2 separate regions of the Homo sapiens genome follow, and region 1 is linked to region 2. A link is a contact called in ENCODE Hi-C or POLR2A ChIA-PET data. All regions are on one chromosome and are shown on one strand. Each heading gives the region's core, a stretch centred on a gene start or an enhancer-like site at or near the end of the contact. The rest is flanking DNA. Distances are from core to core; before and after follow the strand shown.

Region 1 (5,216 bases), core at 1,583-4,082, 390 kb before region 2:
GTTTTGAGCAGGGGTCTCCGTTATTTGTCTAGTTTGTCTAGTGTGACCGACAAACCCTCACAGAAAATGAGGCCACAAGACCTACATGCTCAGGAACAAAGGGCATGGATGAAACTCACTACAGAGAAGACAGGGCTTCACTATCTTCTGGAGAGCCCTGTTCTTGAACTGAAGGGCAGGGAAGAGAATACTTTTCTGGCTCCATTTCAACCCAGACTCAAAGAGGCAGTCTGTCTCTGAGCTGATAACAAATAGGACAAGGGACAACCTTAGACCCTTGCCTGCGGTCAGAGGTGTGGGGCAGGTCTGCACACAGGCCTACTGCGGCTGGCAAGCTACAGGGTGGAGATCAAGTTAAAAATAAGGCTTTCTGGCAGCCCTGCCAACTGCCAGCATCATATTTTCCTGGTGATGTCAGTACAGATGTGGTCTCCATTCTGGGCGTTGGCTTCTGGCTCGGCACCACTTCCACCTATGGCACTACATGTGCTCTGGGAGGATACAGCAACCATTTTCAAACCAAGGTGAGACAAAACCTGTTGGATCAGTCACAGTGACTGCTTTAAGCTTCTTTGGTATAAGGTGCATAAACAAGAGTCACATCAGAGAGGGCCGCAGCAGCTCTGGGAAACAGATTGGGGATACAATTTTCATTGCAGGCTGACAACTTTCCTGCCTGAAAAGGCAGGGTGAATTCATCAGAAGCTCCTTTCCCAAGGAGATGACAAAACACCAGCTTCTCCCTCCACTCCCAAAATAAAAAGCGTGCAGGGAAGAAAACATCAGTGGCCACTGAATTCAATGCTTGCCACCTTAAGATGGCAGCTCAGATTTTCTAGACAACCAGAAAGACACAAATTTAGAAAACATTCCATCATCGCATGTGGGACACAGGTTCATCTAGAAGCCAGCGCCCAAGCCTGGCCCTTCAAATTCCAGCACCATGCCCTGTTCTTGGCAGGAACCCCAGCCAAGTTCTTTCTGACCAAAGGTGGCAACCTTGCAAATTACCAGAACAAAGTGGCTTTATTACAGCTCAAGAACATCATCCACGCTCAGAATGTGACACTAAGGCTCTCCCTGAAGCGCTCAACTCACTTCTCAAGATTCTCCTCAAAACTATCAACCATTAAGTGCAGAATTCAACAGGAGACAAGTCACACTTGATTTTTCAAAAATATTTTCCACCTACAACACACGGCACTTCCTAAGGTCTCCACTCACCAGCCTCTCTCCAGAGAGGACCTCCAGCAGCTTGATGAGCATCCGTCCATCTCGAAGGTCAGTGTACAGGTCTGTGATCCGGCAGGACACACGGGCAAGGTGGGAATTGACCCACTTGGTGAAGGTCTTCTTCTGCACGGCTTCACGCTCATCTGCAAGCAGAGAAGAACTTGTTTTACCATTGACCACAGAACTGGCAGGAGCAGGCACATGCTAGCAGGGCCACAAGACCCCAGCCAGAGGAAGGTCAGCAAAACTGACCTCCAAGGACACCTCTACTTAGCGCCCCTTAACTGCGGTCATGTCTTTGAGAAAGAACACTGATTACTGATGGTTCAACTTACAATTTTTTGACTTTACGATGGGTTTACTGGGATATAATCTCATAAGTCAAGGAGCATCTGTGTAGGAACTGTCCAGTCCTTAAACATGTGAGCTCCCAGGCACACTGCCAGCAGAACATCCTTTGCTCCCCTTTCTTTTCTCCCATCCCTGCTGAAGAGGCAGCAGGATGCAGATGACAACAGGGTCCTTTGCAGTCCTGCCCTATACCATAATACTTGACTGGTAAAGCTTCCTACATACATGTTACAGCTATTATTCCTCCAAAAGGTGAGTATATTAAAGGGTGTAGGGTAGGAAATCTCATGAGACAGCAGAAAACTGCTTCCCTCATCTACAAAGGATTGGGCAACACTGGACAAGATAAATTAACTCATGACCTTGGCAATGACCGTCTTCACCTGCTCAGTCACACACACCATGAACAACAAAAGAAAATGGCAAGCAACATGGTAGAGTGCAAAGACATCGCAGGCATCGGGAAGTCTTTGCAGGCATCGGGAAAGCAGGGTCTGGGCCCAAGGTTTCAACAAAAATGTGACTCAACACAGGATTCAATGTTCTCTTCTATAAAAGGAGAAGAAAAATATAATCTCCATACTGTGATCCTTCGCTGAAAAGGCAACTGCTGATTTATGGTCTAAAGCGTGATTGTTGTACATTCAAGTCATCCAGGAAACAGTGTTAAAGGTTTTTCAAAGCTCAGTAATCAAATTCTGTCCAATTTAAGGTATAAAACTCTAGACATATTTGCCCAGAACTGGCCTTCACATACCATACAAATAGGCTTTCAAACTTCTTGCCTCTGCAGAATGTTCTAAACATAGGTTGCTGAAGACCTTCAACAGACATCCACAGAACGTACCCTGGACCCAACCACTCTTACTCCCTGACTCTGTTCTCTATGTTACATACACTATATCTAGTTCCACCAGCATGAATTTATGCCAAAAATCTAAGACCTACTCCTAGTGCAAACCCAAATGACAAAAATAATTACACACGAATCTACAAAAAAAAAAAAAAAAAAAAAAAGCAGATAGCTCAACAATTTGGCATGTATTTCAAAACCACTGGGTGGGGGTAACAACTAAAAAGCCACCCTTGCTAATAAGGCATGTGCCCAGTCGCCTGAGAGTACTGGGTTCTCAGGTTGGCCAGAAGGACAGCAAACAGCCCAACACCCTGGGAAGGTCTGTCTGAAGGCTTTGCTAAACTCACTCCACCACCCACCACAGGGAGGGAATGAGGCAGAGATGACATTGGTTGAGGTTTTACAGCTGCCGACCTGGCAGGAGAATCAGCTGGGGCACCTGCCAAGATCCCCGGCCACCTGCTACAGTCAGCGGCTCCTTGAGGTCCTGCCTTTCCCAAAAAGGACCTACCCATCCAGACAGAAGGAGGGCCCTTCCCCAGGGACAAAGGCCAACCAGAAACACAGGATCAAAAAGGACAGGATTAGAGGAAGCAGAAAAAGACAGTAAGGGGCAGGCTGCAGTGGAGAAGCAGCTGCACCAATAACATCATGACAGGTCCCACAGAAAAGACCACATGCATTATTGATCACGTAATCATTGTGATGGATGGCAACTTTACTACAGTGACTCAGGAGCTGTAATTCTGGGGCTAAGCTTGGCCATTCTGAAAGAGCAGGTCTAGAGCAGAATATGTAAGGTGCATTTCACAGATGGCCTCTTATCAAGGAGGCAAGTAACTCATAGTTTATATGTATTTAGGGTTAACAATTTTTTTTGTGAATTATAAAATCCTTTATGCGTTATACTGGAGTCAGAAAATGTCTTTAATGAAGCAAGGGAGCAAGATCAAAATGAAAACCTGCTTGGATTAAAATATTTCTAAATAAACAAGCACAAAATGTGTTCCTCAGCCAATTGTCACTCTTTTGGGTGAATCTCTCACTAAAGGAGCACCCAGACTTCTTTCAGGTTTTGAATTAACAGGTTCTTTCACAAGGAAACTCTGAGGATTTGCCAGAAACAACAGTCAATATACTTCCTTAGTGCCCTGTCCTAAAGAGTTACAGCCCAATCCCAACCCTCCTCCCTACAGAGAGGCAAATGGAGAGGTCATGGGTGGGTGCAGAGAACAGAGCTGAAACAGACTGAGATCTGTGCCGGGAGGGCTCCCCAGGGCTATCATGGTTCTTAGAAACTCAAAGTAGGTGGGAGGAAAGAAGAGGAGGAAGAGATGTCAAAAATAAAAAAACAAGCTCTTGTGTTCCTGCCCTCTCTTCCTGTTCCCCTCCCTTCGAACTCTCCTCACAGTCAGGAGCAGGCCCCACGAAGTGCAAGAGTGCTGGAAAAATCACGCAGGGTCTAAGTTCCTCAGGTTCACACCCCCACGTTGGAAAAGACACAGAAGATTCCATCCGGGGACCAGACCAGAATCAACACCCTCATAACACACGAGGGGCAGGAAACGGACTCAACAGAGACACACAAAGCCCCAGTCAACTAGCGTGTCCTCTTACAATGGAGCACTTGGAGAACAGCAAATGCTTATGAAGTTGGAAGGAGGGAGACAGAGGGGAAAAGAAATCTATTTGGTGGCTCAGTAGAGGATCAGGCTTCGGGTCCTTGGGGACTCCCTCCTTTGTTCCACCTATCCTGGGAAGGCACAATGACATCACCCCTGCACTCCCCACCCAGCAAGGCTTGGGGATATGGGCCAGACAGTCTGAGGAGGAGCAGGAGGCCCTTGGCACTGACGATGAAAGGCAATCCAGGAGTGCTTCCAAGCTCAAGCTGCTGTGACTGGGGCTAGCTGCGTGAGGAGGTGTTGGGGCAGCAGAGGGCAGTGAGCCGACTTCCAGGCCTATGAGCATGAAGCAACCGTGGTTGCTTCTTACAACCACGGTACAAAAGGTACAAAAAGGTACAAAAAGGTAGCACTTACAAGCTCCATACTGGTTTGGTTATTTAGACCCAAGGTTCTCCAGCAGGGGCAATTTTGATTCCTCGGCACATTTAGCAGTTTGGCAATGTCTACATACAGTGTTGATGGTCACGATTCATGGGTAGATGCTACTGGCATTTAGAGGGTAGAGGCCCAGGATGCTGCTTAACATCCTGCGGTACACAGGATGGCTCCCATAACAAACAATTATCTGGCCCAAAATATCAGCGGTGCTAGGTTGAGAAATCTTGGAAGACACTCCCCAGAGAGCACCCCTCCAAGGTGGGTTGCTATTCTTTCATCATTCTCTTTGATGACCTGCAGGTCAGCTCGAAGGCAGCAGAAATGGCCGGCCTTCAGGCCCACTCACGCCACCAAGGGCACGCCCTTTGCAAGGCAGAGGAGCAGCAGCACCAGCAGCATGGAGCTGGGGCGGGCTGGGTCTGGGCGATGTGAGGTGGGCACTTCTGTGCCTCACACCATTTCCATTCTCCGTTTACCTTTTCTGGGCCTTGTATCGCTGTTATCAAGTCCTCCCCAAGAAGCTGACGCAGCTAAACCTTTCAGTAGGTTCCCAACCAGCCCTGCCCCAAACTTGGTAAGTGGTGCCTCCAAGGAACAAGCACTTCTGTGCCCCTGCCCTCTGGGGGTATCTCTCAGCTATATTTGCCCCCACCCTCCCGCAGTTTACTAAGCTTACGTATTATAAGGACTCATCTAAAGACTGCCCAGCA
Region 2 (5,170 bases), core at 73-2,572:
AGCTCAACATGGCAGGAATAGAGTGAAGATGGCCAGAAATGGTGGGATGCAATCAGGAAAAGGAACCCCTTTTTTAACAGTCTCTATACTGAATTGTAAATGCTTTCATTTTTTGTCTCAAACTGAACTGTCAGTTTCTGAAGAGATAGGACGGTGCCAACACCTGTTACAACTGAGAAGCGTAATAAATGTTTGCGAAATGAAGGAATGAACCATTCCAGGTCATTTTCTCACTCAGCTTATTCTAGTCTGGTCCAAAGAAAATGAGTCCAAACAATGTCTTAATATTGTTATTTTAAGACATACCTTATAAGAAGTGTACTTGTTGACTGATCAGAGAGTCACACTTGATTATTAAGTGTCAAAATTCTTGGAGACTTACCTGGAGGAGGCTCTCTGAATAAGAAACAATTCTAGGATGGACAGGGTATTCAAATTTTCCAGAGAAAATAAAACATGAACTTTTATCCCCCTTCCATTACAATTATTAACTATAAAATAATAAGTACAACAACCAAGAGTCAGAAAGCAATATGGAATTAAGATAAGCAGTACATTAAACAGCAATATTAAAAATGCATTATTTAAATATATTTTTTTAAATCCAATAGGTCACAAAAATGAAAAGTTTCTCTACTTCCCCCCAATGTCATATTTTAAGAAAACAGATTTTTTTCAGTTTCTGGGTGGTACTAACTGAGAAGCCAGCAAACATTCCTAGCTTCATTCTTAAGAACTGATGAAATACATCTGTAAAAATAAACAGTTTTAAAAGTGGAGCTTGCCAAAAAAAAAAAGTAAAAGCAAAGAATTGTTTTTGTCATTTCCTCAATACTTTAATAAAGGAGAAATCAAAGTAAAATCCAATAAACTTTCTATTACAAATTGCCTCAATGAACATATATGCACACACACACACAATCACACAATTGGGTATGAGGACACAATGCAACAAATGCCTACTCCCATAAAATTTGATTTATGACATAGAATATTATGTAATACTGTATGCATATGACAATTTTTCCTCTTACTTTTCTCTATAACTGAGACCTATACTTAGCCCTGAAAAAAAAAAGTCTCCCTTTTTTTTCAAAATCTAAACTAATTCTTATCAGCAGGCTGTCTAATGACTTAAGTGAATCACTAAGCCACTCTTTCAATTTGGGCTTCTGCAGCAAAGAGGCCTTTGGAGCTAAGAAAATAATTTTTGTTGTATCCTGCTCTTCTGGACAAAAGCTAATTTCCTGCCCAACCCTGGGAGTCACATGATTCCAAGCTAATGGAAAGTCATGTAGAGATCAAGCTCTAACAATTAAAAAGAAACATCCCACCCCCTGCACCCCCGGCTCCCACACCCACACAACAAACCTCCATTTACTATGCTAAGGATTTAAAAAAGAAAAAAGAAAAACATAGATGGAAGTTTCCCACAGAAAGTAAAAATTAGAAATGTAAGACTAAGGGTAGTATGTTATTCACATCAGGATCAAACTGAGAAATCAGAGAGACAGAGGGAAGAAGAGGGGAGGGAAAGAGGAAGAACCACTTTAGGGATATAGGGGGGAAATAAAAAGTTTTTTTTTTTTTAGTGTGAACTGAATTACAGAAGACAAAAACTTGGTGACACACATACAAAAAAATTAGAGGGTGAGTGTGACTGAAGACTCTGACTGGATCTTGAGGGTCAGATGAACAGCAAGCTTGACATCAAGGAACAGCAAATCACATGCAGACCATAACCCAGAGAATACATTTCATGGATCTGTGGGAGGTCCTGGAACACTCTGTGTTATAACAGGCTTAGGATTGCAGAAATTGCACAGGATGAGAAGTTGTTTGACCTTCTCTCTCTAATCTACATTTTGGCCGCTCTTCTAAGTATGCGTTCAAAATTGCCCAATATTGAATGCACACACAGAACTTGAAAGCTGAGTTTCAAAGAACAAACTAGAACAATACCATTGCAGAAGACCGACTCAAAAAATGTTCTGGAAAAAATCCAAACTGATAAGAATCATGGTTCATGGCTTTTGTTTCATGTCCTATTCACTCAATTTTGGAGTGCTACAGTATAATTCACATCTTTATTACTGCAGAGTTGCACTAAATATTGAATCCAAGTTAGTAAAAATGCTAGCTACCATTATCTTTAATTTGGCTTACTGACAATAACATATGCAAGAGGCCTGTGATGTTACATTTTATGTGTCAACTTGGCTAGACTATGGTGCTTAATTGTTTGGTCAAATTTTAGTCTAGAAGTTGCTGTAAAAGTATTTTGTAGATATGATTAACATTTACAATCAGTTGAATTTAAGTAAAGCAAATTACCCTCCATAATGTGGGTGGGTGTCACCCAACCAATTGAAGAACTTAAAGAACAAAGACTGAGGCTTCTGAGAGAGGAAATTCTGCCTCCAGACTACAACATAGAAGTTCTAACCATTTCCAGGCTTCAGAATCAAGACTACAATATCAACTCTTACTTGAATTTCTAGCCTGCCAGCCTTCCCTACAAATTCCAACTTGCCCACCATCATAATTGCATGAGCCATTTCCTCACATTCTCTTTATACACACACACACACACACACACACACACACACATATACATGTTGTATATATGTACATATAATAACTTGAGATATAGGCATATATATACCTATATATCTATATATAGATATCTATATAAACATATATACAGACACATACTTTCCCTCTACATATATACATATATATACATGTACATGCACACATATACACACACACACAATTGGTTCTGCTTCTCTAGAGAACTCTAATACAATGCCCCAAATCATAACAAAAAAATAAATGTACTGCATTCATCCTAATATTATGTAAATTTTATAACTTGAGAAAAACATTGGCTACCATCAAATTTACAAAGTTTTCAAATCACTCAAAAAGCCTGCCCCGAACAATATGGATGGAACCCACGAAAGTTCCCTCTATGGTTTATAGCTTTCATTACACATATTGAGAGTTTAAAACAGATTGCACCCCCTACAGGGGAACATTTAGTTTGCATTTCTAAATTACATTTTGGAGCCAGTAGGTGAATTTTATTTACTCTACAATTATGGAAAAAAATCACAAAGAGGATTAGATTGAGCTAAAGTGAAATGGAGAGTTTACAAAATACTAATAGGCACCTGGCATAAATAAAGGATATCATCATCGAGGACATTATCTTATTTTCAAAGTGCCTTTTAGTACATTCATTCTGAATCAAACACAATAGAGATATCGTTTCTAATTAGACCTTTAGCAAAGTGACAGGCAACCTAATTAAACAAGAACATATGATAACATAATCTGAATAAAAGCATTTTAGAATCACAGGACTTGAAAATAAATTTTAAGTGGATAGGAGAATAATTCAAAGTAGTTTTCCAAGCACGACCAGCAATGGTGGTAAATAACAGATCTAAATTACAATTCATGGTATCTGCCTCTAATGCACAATGTCATTCATTATGAATATTTAAGAAAATTATTTGCAAACAAATAAATTACAACGATATACTGAGCCCAAGGCCCCAAACTTAAAATCCAAATGTCTTCAAGGACAGGGGAATTAACAAAAATATGGAAAGTTTCAGGTATAAGAGGGTGAGGAGGCAGTGTGCATGCCCCATCAAAAAGCAAGCTTACATTAAAATAATGCAGTAACTTTATTCCTTCTCAAAAGAATGCATCAGTACTAGGCAGAATCAGTACTAGGCAGAATGATCCTTGGACTAGGCAATAGAAGTAAATTAGAATGATAAATATAGGAATTATTAAAGAGAACATGGCCATAAATATCCAGGAAATATATACACTCAAAAAAGGAATTTATGTTTGATAAGTACATTATTCATAATTATTGATACAAATTAACCCTAAACCAAAGCTTGTATCACATTAAAAGTGCAAAATTAGCTGCAGATGAATATCCTGACCCAATTATGCAAACACTCTGGTAAATCTGTGTAGACTAAAGGCTCTGAGAAGAAAGTTGAACTTCAGAGGGGTAGAGGGGAGGAGTATTTCAGAAAAGGGATTTATAAAGGAATGAAAATATTTGGAAGACATTGGTAAAAAGGAGATACTTGGGAAGGTAAATCTAAGTCACTATAGAAAGAATTTTGAAGAGATGGGTCTTTACCATCTAGGCCCTTTGTGGAAGAGCTGAAAATACCTCACAGCAACAGGATGTGACTGCTGCCTCATCTGGGAAGACAGATCAACTCAAGCCATCTCAAAGAGGTGAAGGGTAGATGTATAATAGGAGTAGGCGGGGAGAGGAGAATGTATACTGATGTCATAAGAGGATATGCAAAGGTTTTGTGAGAAACCAAGGACAAGAACAGAAAACAGTAGGTCACCCTCTAAGAAACCAAGCCTTCTCTTCCTTGCAGATGGTCTATCTGCTTCTCTCCGGGCATCATCTCAGATGCTGACTGCTTTTTCTGGTGGTTCCCTCTCTAGGCCCAGATGCTGTCTCAGAATTTTTTAGACCAGCTCCCATGGGTTACTGGCAATATCCACCATGGCCTCACAGACTTTACCCACCATGCCTATGCAGGTGCTTGAGAATACATACTCCCTGACCTAACAAAGCAAAGAAACTTTGTAGACATTTAAGGGACTTAGCAATTCAAAGGAGGGAAACCAGAATGGAGAGATAGGCAACTTTTACAAAAGCCAAATTAATGGAAGAAACAATAAAAATGTAATAAGAATGTTTAAGGGGATACACAAGGAGAATAACTACGAAAACTCAAGGAGAAGGTGCCTATGAGAAACATGAACTCTGGGGCTTAAGTTCCAAAAGGATGTAAAATGAATGGCTGGTATTAAAAACCAAACTAGTAAACTGGAATATGAAGCAAAGGAACTATCACATCACAAAGCAGAAATAATGAAATGTCAATCAGTGGTGAAAATATAACAGGCATACAGGACAGATTCAGGAGGCCTAATAAGCAAATAGCATTTCCAGCAAGAGAGAAAAGAGCAGAAGCAATAATCAAATAGGAAAACCCTGAAGTGAAGAAAGAATTGAGTTTTTTAGATCAAAGGAGCTCACCGAATGCCAGGCAGTTATAAGGGAAATAAAAGACACATTCTTCACATTTTTATGGTGAAGTTTTAAACTCCA

What was found. Hi-C counts contacts between places; a loop is a spot of excess contacts on that map. ChIA-PET counts read pairs that join two places held with the same protein, here RNA polymerase II (POLR2A). Pooled maps may share reads with other maps.
Region 1: a loop to region 2 is called in a map of endothelial cell of hepatic sinusoid, with 4 times the contacts of the local background. The contact joins two enhancer-like sites. A Hi-C loop is called at or near these places in 1 of 168 maps with a recorded cell type or tissue (endothelial cell of hepatic sinusoid) and 1 of 50 pooled maps. POLR2A ChIA-PET finds 5 or more read pairs at or near these places in 2 of 52 experiments (Panc1 and WTC11).

Annotation. Positions count from the first base shown.
Region 1 is chr2:54,595,252-54,600,467 of GRCh38, reverse strand. SPTBN1 (spectrin beta, non-erythrocytic 1) reads right to left here. Exons shown (of 36, transcript NM_003128.3): 3 at 1,225-1,376. Among named protein-coding and RNA genes, the nearest start is that of SPTBN1-AS1, 39 kb to the right of the region's middle. RefSeq lists enhancers at 2,890-2,939, 4,004-4,373. Within about 2 kb of position 2,832, at least 20 of the 41 ENCODE cell types and tissues checked have a DNase peak (open chromatin) inside an H3K27ac peak, as active enhancers do.
Region 2 is chr2:54,204,614-54,209,783 of GRCh38, reverse strand. The region is part of intron 3 of ACYP2 (acylphosphatase 2); the gene reads right to left. Among named protein-coding and RNA genes, the nearest start is that of TSPYL6, 49 kb to the left of the region's middle. Within about 2 kb of position 1,322, at least 2 of the 41 ENCODE cell types and tissues checked have a DNase peak (open chromatin) inside an H3K27ac peak, as active enhancers do.